Regions from separate parts of the Homo sapiens genome. Here region 1 is linked to region 2. A link is a loop called in an ENCODE intact Hi-C map of the cell type or tissue named here. Cell type or tissue: heart right ventricle. All regions are shown on one strand. Each heading gives the region's core, and the rest is flanking DNA. Links, peaks and the distances in the headings are about the cores only.

Region 1 (8,333 bases), core at 306-8,305, 120 kb after region 2:
ACACTTCCTGTCTACTTGTCTTACCTGATATTTCTCCACGGCACTTATTACTATCCAAAACACTGTACATTTAGCTTATCATCTGTCTTTCCCCGGGATGTAAGCTTCATGAGGCAGGGATTTTGTCTCCTTTATCTTCTGCTCTATCTCCAGTCTGAGAACAATGCCTGGCACATAGTAGAAGCTCAATAAATAGGAAAGGAAAGGAGAGGAGAGGAGAGGAGAGGAGAGGAGACGAGAGGAGAGGAGACGAGAGGAGAGGAGACGAGAGGAGAGGAGATGAGAGGAGAGGAGAGGAGAGGAGAGGAAAAGAAAGGAAAGGAGAGAGAGACAAGGCACCAAAGACAACAGATGCATCTTTATAAAGAATGTGTCCATTTATTTTATTATTTTAAATCTGAACTTTCATAAAATGATGGTTATCTGCATTTAGCTCCAAACGTTTTTGTGACGTGAAGTGGAGACAAGCCCAGGTTTGGACCTTTGCACCTTACTATCAGGTCCAGCGGCTGCACCATTCAGCCTTGTAACTTAATTTGCATCTGCTGAGACTGTGGCAGCCCCACTGCAAGTGACTCAGTTTTCTTGTAGTGATAGTAAGTAGGGGATGCTGTGCTCCTGACTGCATTTCTCTTACAGCTGGTCAAAGTCAGAAATGATGGTGAAGTACAAGAGGGTGCCCCAGGGTACATGGGAATGCTCGCGGTGCCTGAGACTCTGGGGTGGAGAGACCCCAGTGGGGTTCCAATCCCTCAAAAGGATGCAGCTTAAAAGGGGACCTAAAAGAAACTTAAGCTTGAAGTTTCTGAGATGTAGCATCATTTCTCTTCCTTCCTACACTCATTCTGTCAGGCTCTTTCTTTTTACACACTGCCCCCTCTTCAAGACCCCATCAAGCCAGGCCCCTGCAGACAGACAGCACGCCATGTGGGTGTAGGAACATGCTTACGTGCATGTGCGTGTCTCTGCTGCCGTGCCCTCCTCTGCTGCAGGCTGAACTGCTCACACATTGGTGTGCTGAGAGCCTGACGACATCATGCTGCCCAGCTGGCTTTGGCCTGAAGGTGCTGAGCTGGCTGCCCGGCTCCTGCTTCGATCCCCACCTCCTGGGCTCCTCAGAGCCGGCTCATCCATCAGCTTGAGCTTCTCATGCTCCTCTTTCAGGAAGAAATCCACTAATAAGCTCTTCTCTTTCTTGATCTGGTCGCTGATGTCCGTGGGGATGTCTGGAATCATCCAGTCCACGAGGACGCTCAGGAACATCACGAGGTTCTGCAAAAAGCCAAGGAGAGAGGGGCTGAGTTGGAGAGGCCCGGCCTGGGGAGGTGGCGGCCCTGGAGCAGAATGCCTCTGTGTCAATCCTGGCTTTGCAACTTACCAGCCCAGTGATCGCAACCAGTGAGCATAACTCTACCTTGGTGTCCTCACCCATAAAATGGAGCGGAAACACTGCCTACCCTGGAGTGGTTGTCAGGATGAAACGGGTTCATACATGTGGAGCATCTGCCGCAGTGCCTGGCACAGAGCAGGACTCCATCAGTAGTAGTTACTGCTTCTCCCCTTCCCCAGGACTTGTGCCCCCACACCATCTTCAGAGTGTTCCCATGTGTCCAGTTCTTGCTTCTTGGCCTCTAAGCCTCCAGGCCCTCCCTGCTTTAGAAAATGGAAAGTGGCTTTCTAGCAAGTGGTCACAAAGCCCAGTGGCTTCTCCTGGGCTGTCACGGTGCCACTTGTTCCTCTCCTCCCTCCATCTGGCTCTCTCTATCCTCTACACTAGAGACGGACTTGAGGTTTTTGCCTTGACTTCGGGCCTTCACTGACCCAACCCACTGCTGACATTCACCTTATACCGGTCTCAGTCACTGCAGCCACCTCGGCTAACCCTGCCTGTCTGGGAACCCCTGCATCCAGCTTGCCCCGATTGGGTCTAGGCTTTGGCACACACTTGCAGTGGACTTCCTCCTGGCTGCTAAGCCACATCCCTTTGCTGGTGCACACAGTAGGCTAGGACTACCTTTTCCCCAGAGCACTTACTGTCTCAATGAATGAATATAGGACAACAATGCCTGGCATGGCTCAATGAATGCATCTGATTCCCATCCATTTCCCCAGGCCACACTTCACCCAGCTTTACCCAACACACTCCTCCCATTGTGATACACTTCCCTGGCTGCCAGTTGCACGCTCACATGCCTTTTCCCCTCTGAGACTGGGACTGAGCCCTTGAACCCTACATGTTCCTAGGGGTTCAGGGGAAGACACTGGGGACCAACTGCTGCTTCCAGAGGCTCCTGGGCATCTTGGGTGCTTGGGAGCTGCTTCACCAAGTCACACACTCTTCCTCTGAATCCACTCCTTCCTGTGTGAGTGAAATGTGACATGTGACATACGGGAAAGTGAGGAGACTCCTGGGGGTGGGGCAGCAGGGGATGTCTGAGCGATCATTCAAACATATCGCCTCCATCTCTCCAGAGGAAGAATGGCTGTCTTCTTTAGGTGAAAGACTAGCCGATGGGCTTCTCCACTTTCTGGGCTGGGGTCTGGGGGCAGGATACTTTAGAGCCCCCCAGAGATCTGCCTTCAGGGAATACAAAAGCCTGAGGGAGCCAAAGAGAAAAGGATCTGGGCTCGTTCTCCAGCCCTGCTTGAAGACCGGGGGCACCCAGAGTGGGAATTGGGGGCCCTCGAGCTCAGAGAATCTCAGCGATGCAATTGGAGCTGTGGCTATTGTCCCAGATAGGAATCACTGGGCTCGAGTTTGCTATTCATTCAGGGATGGCTCGATGGCTCTGGGGGCCCTTCTCACCAGATGTCTCAGTGGCTAAAACAACACTAACAAAGGAGGGAGCCCAGAGTGCAAGAAGAAAGGTTCCAAACCTGAGCTCTTTCATGGCTGCAGAGATGAGATGGGGCTGTTTGTCTGCCCCAGGCTGGGACTCTGGTTTCAATGGCCCTTTTCCTTTCTTTGCCTTAGGTTTAAACAGGAATCTATCTCCACCCTGCAACTTATTCCACATCTGTCTTGTAACCTTACACTGTGTTTTATCCTCTGTCTGCAAAGTCCACCCATTAAAGAAAGCCCTCTCAAGAGTCCTCCTGCTTCAACCCGGAAAGGAGCCCTCACTTCTGCCTGCCACACATGAAGCTTTCTTATGTCACAGAGTACCACCGGAACCTGGAGGTAGGTGCAAGCAATGAGTGCAGTGTCCTTACTCCTGCAGCCCGGATTCGAATGGGCTATTCCCTATCCCAGCAACTCACCTGGAAGATTATGACAAAAGCCAGACGGGCGGACAGAATAAACCAGTACTGTTTCGAAAACTCATAAGGGTTCGGGGCCCATGGCGGCTCTCGGTAATCCTTAAACCTGCCCAAAGAGAAATGTGGTGTTAAGATCAGGAGCGCATGGAGAAAAGGGTGGTCATTCTCTGGGTGAAACCTCGAGGGCTGGCTGGAGCATCAGGCACGCATGCCCTTGGCATTGACTTGAGAAGCAGGGGGAAGTGGGGGGAATCTATGGCCTAACCAACAAATTTCCAAAAAGGACTAAAGTCCAAGAAAGCCAATGTCAGCCTAGAAATGTCCTAAAAAGACATTTCTACTACCCTCTCCAATAGCTCCCAAAGCTTACTTTGGTGTCAGGCATCAACTCCCAAAGGAGCCCAGGGCATCTGAGGGTAGTCCAGGCCAGTGGGTCCACCTGGGCCTCCCACTAGCCTGTGGCCTCTGTGTGGGTAGGGGAGACCCAGACACCCTGAATGGTGCTCTGCAGCCGGGGGGGTTGGGGAAGATGCAGACACCAGCAGGCAGTCTTGGGCTTCTTCCCCTTCCAGATGCTTCAGGACTACGGCCACTAGAGGGGCTGGCCTTGCTTCATGGCTGCATTCTTGAACCAAAAAGAAGGCTGATCCAGACCAAGCTGGAGGCTGAGTGAATTTGGGATGGGAGGGTCATTAAGCATCACAGTTGATCAGTATTCTGTTTTGCTAATCATCTTCCTGATCTGTCTGCATGGTTTAAACTACAAAATGTTAATGCCTGACGTGATTTCATGCCTCTTTCTCAGACCCATAGAGAAGCCTTGGGTTTTCCCTCACCCTTGCCTTTTCACCCCCATCCCAGAATGATTCATGTGAATACTAGCTCATTTTCTCAGACTCACATTTTTCTAAGCCTGGAAAAATGACAAGGGGCTGGTACCAGAACTATGACCCTTCCTGGAACAGTTTTCTCCATGGAATTCAACAAATCTTTGCTCATCCTGGGCCAGAGAAAGAGGTGGGTGGTGTCAGGCCACCAAGCAATGATAGTGGCTGCCAAGGAAGGCAGGTAGGGACTCTGCCCGGGTCAATCCCTGAGCAAAGGGTTTTTCTGGAAGGTTTCACATTTCATCTTCACGACAACATCCTCAGGCAGGCATTGTTACCCCAGCATAACACAGGAGGAAACTGAGGCTTGGAGAAGTTGAAGTGTGTGGCCAGAGTCTCGTGACCAGTAAAGGTGGAGTCAGGGTAGGAATGCGAGTCTGGCTGAATCTAGGCTTTCTTCCCATTATCACAGGGCATCTTACCAGTGACCGCAGTTTAGGGGACATTCACAAGTAGGTGCTCTTTGGTCCCTTCTCCTGCCATAAATGAATTAGCTGCTCTAAAAGGTCCATGCAAAAGCTAGTTTGTTTTCCATTGTCCAAAGAGAGATGAGAGAAGAAGAGAAGAGAAAAAGAGGAAGAGAAAAAGAGACGCACACACAAAGATAAAAAAGAGCGCAGTGATAGAATCAGCAACAGAAAGACACAACTGAGAGGTGGACACTGGGGACTCGACTAGGGCTTGGCAGGAGGCCAGGAGCTACCCTCTCCCTGCCCGACTCCCCCTCTCCCAACAGCTGATCACAGCTGCCGCAAGCTTGGTTTGACATCCGGATGAAAAGCAAAGCTAACTGCAGCCCAGCAGAGCACCACGGGATTCATCATAACCGTCCTCAGCTGAGGACAGAAACATGGCCAGCTCCAGATTATCCTTGCTGATGGCAGAGAGGGAGAGCGTGGCTAAATGAATAAGAACATCTTGGGGTGGGAAAAACCTCAGACTCACCTATCCTCCCGTCGCCCCCAGACAGGACGCCATGGCAACAGCAATTTATCTCACTCTTCTAGAGACCTCCAGAGAAGGGTGCCACACACACATACACACACTCACATGTGTGCACACACGCACACTCCTTACCATGGGGAAATCCTTCCCTGGGTTCAGCCCAATCCCTACTGCTACAATGAAAGTCCATTTCTCTTGTTCTCTAGCTGCATCTCTGCAGGAACAGCTGCTCACTGACCTCAGTATGCGAGCCACTGCTCACCCCTCTTTTTTCCAGTCTGAAAAGAATCCATAAATAATCTAATTCTGGTTCCACCTCTGCTATTAACTCACCCCAGCTTTTGGAAATGTCACTTTGTCCTCCCTCAGTGTCTAAAACATGTTTTAAGTTTAACAAGCATATCCATCTAATTGAGGATCTGCAGAAAGACTAACACAGAGATCTGTTCAGAAAACTCTACTTGAAAATAGCTCGATGCAGATAGGCTAAGTGTAGCTCCGTTAGGAACTGATGGTAAGCCATGCCACAGAAAAGAACAGTGAGCAATTTAATATTCATCTGTTCACATTTCTTTCCAAAGCTAACTTTATAAAAACTATGACCTACAGTGAGAAATACATTTTACATTCATGCACATACACAGACTGCAATAAAAATTACACAAAACATACTTTGTTGTGTGCAATGCACTAGAATGCACTAGTATTTTCCTATTCTACTCTATCTGATCCTAACCCACCCTATGCTTTTTTTTTTTTTTTTTTTTTGAGATGGAGTCTCGCTCTGTCGCCCAGGCTGGAGTGCAGGAACGTGATCTCGGCTCACTGCAACCTCCGCCTCCCAGGTTCACGCCATTCTCCTGCCTCAGCCTCAGTCCCTCAGCTGGGACTACAGGCGCCCGCCACCACACCCGGCTAATTTTTTGTATTTTTAGTAGAGACGTGGTTTCACTGTGTTAGCCAAGATGGTCTCGATCTCCTGACCTCCTGATCCGCCCGTGCTGGCCAACCCACCCTATTCTTCAAAATGCCGATCATGACCCACTAAAGTGATTTCATAATTCACTAATGAACCATGACTCATAGTTTGAAAAACCTTGATTCTCCTAAGCCCCTACCACCAGGTAAATGACTCGTTGTTTACATTCCAACAGTAAGTTCAGATTTCACAATTGTTTTTAAATTTTACCCTAAGAAGTCGGGCTTATCAAATGTTTCACTGAGTAACTTAGAAGACACTAATTAAACAAAGAGACAATTAGCTTTAAGAATAGAAGTGTTCACCAAAGAGAGTGGCTAATCAACCGAATAATTTCCACCACCGTGATGCTGCGTGTTTTGTTTCTAAACCCAGTGCTTAGCACTGGCGACAGTTCGTGCTTTGGAGGTAGCAGGTGAGGGGTTGAAAGCCCTGTCCAGCACTGTCGTTCTCTGTCCTCTTGCAAGTTACCTAACCTTCTGATGCCCAGCTTTCTCATCTATAAAGTGGGCCTGAACTTTCCATCACAGAGTTGTTCTGAAGACGGAGGGTCAACGCCGAGTGCTCCGCACACTATCTGGCCCATCAGAGGAACCCAATAAATAGCAACTATTCTTTCTCTTTTTACTGGAGGTTACTTATGGAATACACCTTTTCTGTTAAAAGAGGACAGAGCATGTAGATCACGGCTTCCAGTTCCTCCTAGCTTTCCAGAAGGATTTTTGAACATGTAAGCACTAAATGCTGCAAGTTTTAGTGCAAATCAGGAGTCAGCCAAGGGCACAGCCATACAGGGCTTCTCTCAGGACCTCTGTCCAGGTAAATAGCATGAAATGGGCAAGTGCTGGCTGGTGGGTGGAGGCTGCCAGACAGCTCCACAACAGACCCGTTCCCATGGCTTGGGGAGCTCGGGCCTCCCAAAGTCCCACTGAGTTCCCCAGCACTGGGTGAGCCCCCACAACTGGTCAGACTCCTGCAGCTGCCAGCCGTGCCCCCAAAGAGAAGCAGAGTTTTATCCCCAGCATATTATTTTAGGGATGTTCCTGGATCTCACCCTCACCCCTCCAGTCCTCCTTCATTTTCCTTGAGGCTTAAATAACATAAATTTTGAGAGTTCCCCTGAGTTTTCTAATAAGGAGAGACTTCCAATAATGAGACAACTAGCCTGTCTAAAAAGCTAGTCTGCACCTGGAGCAGCTACGCCACTTACTACCTGTAAGAGACCGAGGAAGTCATTCCCCATTTCCGAACCTAGGTCCCTGATCTACAGAGTGGAACTCCCAAAATGTGTATCCCAGCGCTGAGCATAGAGGAGCTGTCTCAATCCCAGCCAGGAGTGAATAATAGATGTGTGTGCGTGTGTGTCTGCTTGTGTGTATACCTTGCATTTTAAAGAAAGACACTGTGAGAATTAAATAAGACAATCTAGGTGAATATGATTTCCGGAGCTTTTGCAGAAAATGAACACAACAGTTTCTTCTGGGATAGAACAGCTGGGGTGGGGGCTGAGAAGTGACACTTTTCTTCTTATATACATACACAATATGTGTCTATGAAATTAATTACTTTTACAATTAAAAAGTTCAAAATGGTAAAAGATGAATGTAATTAATGGCAATACACAGTTGATTCAAGTACATTTTTATAGTAAGCTTTCCTGAGCAAAATTATGTTAATTTGAACAGACTCATATAATAAATGAAAGTGATACAGAAATCAACATTATGTTTTAGCTTTAAAATTATGTTAATATTTTATCTAGATTGTTCTAACTTTGTGAAAACTCACATTGATTGAATTGAGTTTGTACATGACTTAAATAAGATTTCCATTAACTCAAAATATATTTCATTATAAAACAAACCCATGAAACAATACCTTAAAAGTCCTACAAGTTAATACTATGTTAATGCATAGAAAAATGCCTAGAGAACATTCACCCGTAAGTATCACCCTATTACTGTTGGAAGGATGCCTGGGGTTGGGCAGGGGTTAGGGTGGAGGCAAAACAGAGGTGGAGTGGTTACCTGTAATGTTTAGAATTTTTGTAGAACTAGATTAATAAATGACATGTCATTAAACCTGAAGTTTAAAAAAAAAAAGAAAAGAATCTTTGAAGATTTTTTATTCCAAAGTCTCCATTTTTACAGATGAAAAAACTGAGGTACAGAGAGGAGAGAGACTCAGGGCTCAGATGTCCTCATCCTGTCCTCACTTGCAGGGTGACTAGTGACAGTGACATCTGCCACAATTCATCACAA
Region 2 (8,333 bases), core at 261-8,260:
GGACAAACCTATGACTGACCGTGATGTCATTGAAACAGAACAGATTTTGACGTGAAATTTCGTGTGGTCTGTTGTGATTGCTCACTTTTTAGTAACATCTCCAGAGAAGACATTTGTTGAGCCCCATTTTTTTTTGTGGGTTTGTTCAGTCAGAGATTTGTTGGAAGATTTAAGGTTCTCCAACATTCAAGGCCAGAGATTTTGGAGGAAACAGTAGCTAACAAGAGCCCAGGCCAGGGTGACCTTCAGTAGCCTGAGGCAGCAGGTAGCTGCCTGACTTAGAAGTGAAGGACCAGGTTCAGTGACTGGGCTCTGTCACTAATTAGCTGCTACTGTGTGACCCTGGACATTCTCTGTAGGACATGACTTTGCCATCTGTAAATGAAGGGCTTGAATTAGAAGATCTCCCAGTCCCATTCCAGCCCTGTCACTGTAGGATTCCACAGTAGCCACATCCTCCTACCTAATCAGTGCTAATTACCTCACTTGGAGTGCACCCTGGCACGCCCTTAACGAGCTCCTGTTTTTATCTTTGGGGAATGGCTGAGTCAAAGGCAGAAAAGCGTGCAAAAAATTTGCCAGAGTGTTTCCTTTTGGCCAAGAATGCTCTAAACATTGGCTTAGCCTACACAGGGTGTGCAGAGCTGAAAGGGGTGGGATTTGGCTTTCTGGTAGGTCTGATGCTAATCATTCAGCTTCCACGTGAATGTCTTTCAGTGGCAATGTCTCTGACTAAGGTAAGCATCCATCTTTAAGATGATGGATGATGATGATGATGACAGTTAATATTAGAGTACTTACTGGGTGCCAGGCATTTTTACAGCTATTACATGGCATTATCTCAGTACTCAAAATAATCTCATTTACAGATGGGGGTACTGAGGTTATGTGAGGTTAAGGGGTATGCTGATGTTCTTGGCTTTCCAGCCTGAAGTCTGTGGCATCCCAAGCCCATCACCTGCTAGTCAGATTCTGTTTTTTATGTCTGTGATGTCATCCAGATGGGAGCTGGGTCCATCTTCTTCTGCAAAGTTGGTCACCCCATAGGGTAACCTGCTCCCTGCCCCCGGAAGCCTCCTTGTCATGTGCAAGACAAATGTTTAGGTTTTCTAGCCACCTGCTGGCAAGCATGTGTCAGATCTGTCTCAGCCTCCATTGGCCCTCTCCCTTTACTTCTTGTTCTGTTGACAAGGGAACCTGCCCTTACAGAATACGGATATTGATTTAAGCCACAATTGCCTCCTTGTAAACTCTATAAAATTGGAGCTGGACATCTGGTTTTGATCCACACGCCCACGAGAGGTGGTAGGTCCCAGCATTCTTGAGTCCTGGAATTGCACAGAATCAAAGTGAAAAAGAATATGAATGGAGAGCATGAGGTATCTTTAGAATTTGGAAGATGGCTTTCTTTGATAGGCTAGGGAACTCACACCATTTAGACTGGGGCCAAAGTTAAGGTAGGTTTCTTGCTGGGAGGTTGGGGGGCAGGGGTCACTGCTAAAGACTGAGGTCCCCAGGCTGTGTTTGATGCAGAGCAGAGCAGCTGTAGAGCCCTCCAGCTGAGGATTTGCCACTGCACACCATTCTCTGGGCAGTACCAGAAATAGAGAAGCCAAACAGGTTCTTGGGGTGGATGTTGCCCTGTTTGAAGATTGTGACTAAAGGCTCATTCCTTCTTCCTCCACTGATTTCCTCACCATCACTACCACATATACATCATCAAGACAGTTAAGGACAGGTGACTTTGTTCTGTTGCTTAAACATATTTGCATGTACAAATAAATGTTGAACACTAACCTAATGCCTATTAGACCATAGGTACTCAAAAATTATGTATTTACTTTGCTTAAAATAACCTTTCATGTGTAGGGTGATAATTTTTTTCTTCATATGGAGTATATAGCCTTTTAAAAACTGATAGCCAGGTTCTTGCAATTTACTTCCCCCTTCCCTCTGTTTCTAGATCTAAGACCCCAGCATTTAAAAATATCCTTCTCTGGCTCTAAGTGATCCCTCAGGGAGTTTGTTTCAAGTTCTCAATCTGAGATTAGTTTCATCCCACATCTAGAGGACCTGCTTCTAATGGTTCATAAGGTACTTCCACTGGGTTCAAGAGGAAGACACAGCTCTAGAAATCACCTGCTTTCCCAACAGGTGTGTCCCATGGTGGGGAAGAAGCCCAGTCCTCCTAACACCCACCTGGCTACCTTAAATAGCTTGCCACAGTCTCCCTGCAGAGAGCCCAGACTAGCTGTGTGACTTTAAGCAAATCACTTTCCCTCCGTGGGCCTCTTTTCCTGGAAAAGGGAGGAGTTGGACTCACTAGAGGGTCACAAGGACCCTACCAGTGTGACAGATCACATCTTCCATGACTCCGCTGCTCCCTCGGCCCCACACTGTGGCCCATGCCTGGGATTTTCAGGTAACCCTGCTGGCCTAGAGGACTTACATAGAGTGATTTGGAGGGGGTGGAGGAGGAAATTAAGTTATGTGATGCCAGATAAGTCATTGAACATACGGATGAGTGCATGTTTATGAAGCACTGAAGAAACAAGCTTGCCAGATTCGTGGCGGATCTTGGATTGGAAGTTGGGAGTATGCGAGAGGTTTATGTGGGATTAAAGTTGTCTGTGGGTAGCTGAATTCAATAAGCTAAATCAGAGAGATCCCAAACTCTGCAGAGAGATCAGACCCCGCCTCTAACTCCAACAGAGGCTAATTACAATTTTGGGAAGTCCTCGAACCACACTAGGTCTCACTTCCTCATCTATTAAGAGCTACTGACTTTGATTATCTCTAAGGTCTTTCTTGACTTATCATTAATTAAATTGTGAGAATTGGGAGCTAGTAGAAAAATCTGGACAAATGCGTGGATGGAGAAGGGGATACCTCAAATGGCCTAAATATAGAGGGAAATGTTCTGTACAAGTGATACGTTTATTCTTGAATCGGAGATAGCATTGGAGGATATATTCTGTACAAATATTGTGCTTCAAATGCTTACCCCTCCATCATCATCAATGATATTAAAATCATTGCTTAACCTGGGATATTTGCTTAACCTGGGAAGCCTCCCTGCATTTCCCCAGAGAGCCTAAGGCTCCCTTCCCAGCCTCCTGATGCCACTTAGCAGCCTGTGTTTAATTTGCATTCCTAGAATGTGACTTCACAGAGAAAGGGATCTGTTGTTTTCATTTTTGTGTCCCCCACCTTGAATAGCGACAGCCACAGGAATGTGTTGAGTGAATGAATGCGTGACCAGCCATTGTGAGCTCAGAATGTGCAGCAGCGATTTGACAGTGCCAGGAACTTGGCTCAGAGAGGCAGTGCACCTTGCCAGGGCTTCAAAACAGTGTTACCTTTATCCCCCTTTTGGCCTGTCCCAAGGCTAAGGTCATGAATGCTCAGCGCTTGGTGGCCAGAAAAGGCTGTTCTTACTCCCTTTTAGAGACCTTTCTTCCCCACATCTTAGCCTGCTTAGTTCTCCTGCAAATTGGGGCTCTTGGTCACAGGGAATCGGGTGTCATTGCATACGCATTAGGATAACTCCTCGTTAGACACTCGGAAAGCAACTCAAAACACACGTGTACAGATTATTCATTAAGCAGTCTGTTGGTGGTCACGTGCTAAATGTTGGGGAAGATGCAGAGATGAATGTAGTGCTGCTGGCCTTGGGGTCTGGAAACTGGTGAAGGAGGCAGTCAGGTTACAATCATAGTGCTCCAGGGAGAACAAGGGAAGCAAGGAAGATGGAATACAGGGTTCCCACTTCAGGTGTTGTTTTTTAGTACAAACCATGATTGAGAATCCTCTTGGTTCAGGAGCAAGCTGGAGGGTCCAGGAATGGTCTCCGCTTCCACATGACAGTGGTTTTCTTGTCCCTGAATTCCCAGGGCTAGGGTGATGGATGCTCAGAGACCATTGTGATGGGAGCCCTTGGTCCTTGTGGGGAGAGTCGGGGGAACACGCATGTTGTACAGGTGTTGGGGCTTGGGGAGGTGTAGGTGTGCATGCTCACCAGGGTACTTCTCAGAAGTATCCCTGCTCGTGGCATGGTGGGGGTGAGTCCACCTCAGGCCCCTAAGCTGTGCTTCTACTTCCTTTCTAATTATACAGCATGTATTGTCTCTGTGACCACTTCTGACACAGGAACAGACTGCCATCTACTGTCCACTTCTGTCCTGAGTCCCTCCTGCTCAAGGAGGCATTTATTTTTTCTCATCCTGTTTTTAATAGATCCGGACACCAGGAGAAACAGACGTGGAGTCCTATTTAGTAATTTTTTTAGAATTTAGAAGGGAGCCTTCAAAAAACATAGCACATCTGTCAGATGGTTTCCGTATCTGTTTACAAAGTATTATTGTAAGGGGCCACTCTGCTGCCACTGAGTCTTGCTAGCCGCTGTGCGAGGTGCCGTGTGGGATACCAAGAGATACAAAGCAAGGCCTTACCTTCAACAGCCTTGCAGTCTACTTGCGAATACAGTGTAGATTTGCAGAGAAGCAGACTACAGGATGTGGCAGTAGATATTTGGTAAGAGGCATCTGGGTGGTAGGGACTACAGAGGTTTTGGGAGTTTGGAGGAAGGAGGAGCCCTTATAGGCTGGGGGATTTGGGAAAGACCAATATGGGTCTCCTTTTAGCAATCCCAGTGTTTAGGAAGAGGCTTCTAAGAGCTGCGCGATGTTGTGGGACAGGCTATGAACTGGAAACTCAGGAACCTGGAGGGCCTGAGGTCTAGTCCAGCTTCTGGCAGTCCTGCCCTGTGACCCAGGGCCTTGGGTTCCGCATCCTCAAAGCAAGGCTGTTGGTCTTCTTGTCATGTAAGGGCCCCCCCATCCCCGACCCTGCATCATGTACCACTCTTGGATGCAGTGGGAGGTGGTTTCCTGGTTTCCAGCTTGTCAAGAGCAATAGAGTCAATTGGATCCCATGCAGGAAGGATACCTGGATGCAGGGCCCTGTGCTGATGACCCCACATGCAGCAGGAGAGAGAGAATTTCCCCAGGGGAGTTTTGGGTGCTGTTAAAATACAAAGGGGGGAAATGTTCCATGCAACCTCTGCATGCCACTCCTCTCCAGAGCTTTCCTGGACTTTCCTTCCAAAAATATATGTGCATGGTGCTTTGCGTCCAAGATAGCTACCCCAAAAGAAATTGTATTAGTATTCTAGCATTGTTCATAGCTCAAATCTAAGATTCCTTCACATTAGAATTCATTCCATGATTGTTTTTATGGAGGTTTTCTTTGAGTATTTGAGACTTTTGGTAGCTGTGGATTAAAATGAGGAAAAGATTGTTTTCTATAGCTCTTTTACTCCTTGTCTCTTTTTCTCTGTCTTTCTTAGCATTTAAACCACCACCAAGGAAACCTCCAGGGTGTTTATTGCATATTCTTGCCTTTTGATGTGTGTGTGTGCATGAGAGAGAGAGAAAAAAAAAGAAAGGGAGAGAGGAGAGGCGAGAGAGAGTACAAGAGAGAAAGATATTTTAGACTGTGGTCTATTAGCATGTCTAGGAAATCAAGTTGAATTTGGATTGGGTTACAGGTTGAGAGACCTCAGCTCGTCACTGTAATCCTCTGACATTTCCCTTTTACTTTTTGGCTCTTGTCTGAATCAAGAATACATCTTCCCGTTCCCTCTTCCATGTTTACATCTTCTTTTGGGGCAGCTGTATAAAGTTACTGTCTGTCTACAGCAAGTCTCCTTAATTCTTTTGGGGACTGCTCGACAGAGGCACAGTCAAGGATAGAACCATTAGAGACGGTCAGCTTTTGGACAAAGACAAAAAAATATGTTGAGGAATAGGAGAAATGTTCCAATTGTCGATTATGTGTTTTCCTGTGGTATGCTGATGTCTGTGACTGTTGTCCACAGAAAGAGAGCGTGAGCAGGGGCTGGGGCAGAGATAAAAGGGAGATTCTCCCCAAACCAACAAATGTGGAGAGAGAGCAGGAGTCCCCAGCAACAGATATGGAGCCAAACAACCCTGGGAAGTAACTAGGAAACTTCCTGGTGACCTGAGATGTGTTTTGTAATCACTGGTGAAAGTAGGAGGAGATGGGGTAGAGGAGAGTTACAGGTAGAGAAGTTCCGTGGGAGGAGACCCCAAGGTGAGAGAAAGCAGGGACTTAAAGAACTGAAAGAAGCCCAGGGAGGGGATGAACAGAGAACATCCCATATATCCCATATCCAGTATGGTGGAGAGGTGGGCGGGAGCCAACTGGGAGCTTACTTTTTTTTTCCCAGGGGCATGGGAACTATGGAAAACTCTGAGGGCACAATTAAGCTTTTGTTTTTAAAAAGATCCCTCCGGCTGCAGTGTGGCTCTGAATAAAGAGTTGTTCAATGAAGAAAGGAATGGCTGATGGTTGGATTGATGGAAGAATTAATGAATGAGCAAACGAATGCATGAGATGCAGAGGGAACGCAGCAAGCCTGATTTGATCTCTGGTTACTTTGACCAGTACTGGCTCCAGGGGCGATTATCTCAGCCTGGGAGGCCAGGGAGTAATGCATTGATTAGAATGTCTCTGGACACATGGATTAAAATATCTGATATTTTAGGGTGGTTGATAGTGGGGAGGACTTCTGAAACTTTTTCCCTCTTCTATGCATTTCCATCCTAATTTGATTTCATTCAGGATCAAAAAAGAAGATGGCTTTTGAAATTACATCCCAGAAAATCTGAAACTGTGGCATTGACTTGCTCCAGAGAGGGCTGCTTGCATGGAAGACCTTTTCATAGGCTCATCGTGGAATAGGGACAGATGATAAAGTTTCTTGGGCATATGAAGGGGTCCCAGATTTCTGGACGTCAGATCCACCCATAGATGATTCCTTGGATTAAATGATGTGTGTGTGTATGTGTGTGTGTGTGTGTGTGTGTGTGTGTGTGTGTGTTTAAAGTTTTAAAGTCTCCTGAAAATTACCAAGTGCTACTGAACATTTTTTTTGTCAGTAGTGGATATCTGGATAATTTCTTTCAAGGCCACATTGCTTAGCATGTATAAGGAAAGTGTGTGCGGCAGAGACCCAGATGGACAGCCGGCATGCCATCCAGTTGCTTGGGGAGTGTGAATACTCCTTGGCAAAGCCAAAGGGAGCCAAAGAGGACCTCTAGTGTCTTTGCTCTCCCATGTCCTGACTATTCCAATCTCACTTTGCATTTTGAGATCTTTTAACTTTTGCTAACAGTGATTGCTCAGGATGTCATTCAGGCCAATTAAATTTGAATGTCTAGGGTTGGGACAGAAGCTCACGAGGTGAATGCAATGTGCAGCCACGTTGAGAACCACTAGCTGACACTGCTAATCTACTCTGCTCTCCTCCCTGCCTTTTGGCGGCTTTGCCATGATATCTGTCCCATCCTCACCTCAGTTTGCTGAGAACTCCTCACTTAGTTAAGGAAGTTCTTCTAAGGATGTTCAACTAATATGGGCTAAGGCCTCCTATCCCCTAAAAATCCAGCATTTGCCTGAGAAATTGGACGCTAGGAGGATAAGACAGGTTCTTAGCAGATTCTGAAGCACTCACCGTCTCTCATCTGCTGAAGGGTGTATTGAGGATGAATGATGGGGAACAGCAGGGAGAAAGACCAGCATCCATAGGGCAGTAACAGGGTGCAGACACCTATTTATATGTGTCATCGTAGTTCCCCTGACAGCTCCCAGAACCAGATATTATACCAGGCAGATATACCAGGCTTACAGGCACCTATTTATATGTGTCATCTCCTTAGTTCCCCCAACAACTCACAGAGGCAGATATTATACCAGGCTTGAGGGCACAACAACTCACAGAGGCAGATATTATACCAGACTTGAGGGCACAGTTTGCATAATGCATTCATAATGCAAAGTGGTTTGTGATCTTGGAATGATCAGACTTCCTACACTGGTTCTCCCCAGTAATTTGCATATCAGCCAGATACCCTCCTCTAGGGTTAGCTATGATCAGGGCTGCTGATTTCTGGCACTGATGGCTCAATGGGAAGGAAAGCGCCTATCCCCTCTGTTCTGTGGGATTCAGCAATCTTGGGCTGGTCCTTCCAGGAGGCCCAACCTGAGGACATGCTTTAACCAACAGGCCTTTATATTGAGAAAATAGTAGTTCTCTTCCTTGCCATTTCCCTGTTAGGAAGCCATGGCTTGCAGGACAGCCAGGGAGTAGAGGTTCAGAGAAGGAGGCTAAAAAAATCAAGACCTGAAAAAGTTAAGTTTCCAACCATATATTCCCAAATTGTAGAGTGGACCATATGGAATCATTGCAATCCCTGGGTTTCTCATTTACAACTTTTGCAAAAGATATTACTATGTATGCTGTCAGGCAT

What was found. Peaks named below come from ENCODE experiments on the same cell type or tissue, not always from the same donor. Only the 100,000 strongest peaks of a DNase experiment are listed, where the experiment ranks them.
Region 1: it touches region 2 in a loop (2.0-fold over the local background); 2 of 110 quality-filtered maps call a loop at or near these places.

The regions. Positions count from the first base shown.
Region 1 is chr12:5,562,297-5,570,629 of GRCh38, forward strand. ANO2 (anoctamin 2) reads right to left here. Exons shown (of 25, transcript NM_001364791.2): 24 at 3,262-3,367; 25 at 359-1,272. The coding sequence ends at 1,003. Among named protein-coding and RNA genes, the nearest start is that of NTF3, 130 kb to the left of the region's middle. In heart right ventricle, for the core only: no CTCF peak of the experiment used is centred there; a DNase peak (open chromatin) is centred at 4,885; H3K27me3 peaks cover 1,038 bases.
Region 2 is chr12:5,438,434-5,446,766 of GRCh38, forward strand. The region is part of intron 1 of NTF3 (neurotrophin 3); the gene reads left to right. Among named protein-coding and RNA genes, the nearest start is that of NTF3, 10 kb to the left of the region's middle. In heart right ventricle, for the core only: a CTCF peak has its summit at 4,178 (motif pointing left); no DNase peak of the experiment used is centred there; H3K27me3 peaks cover 395 bases.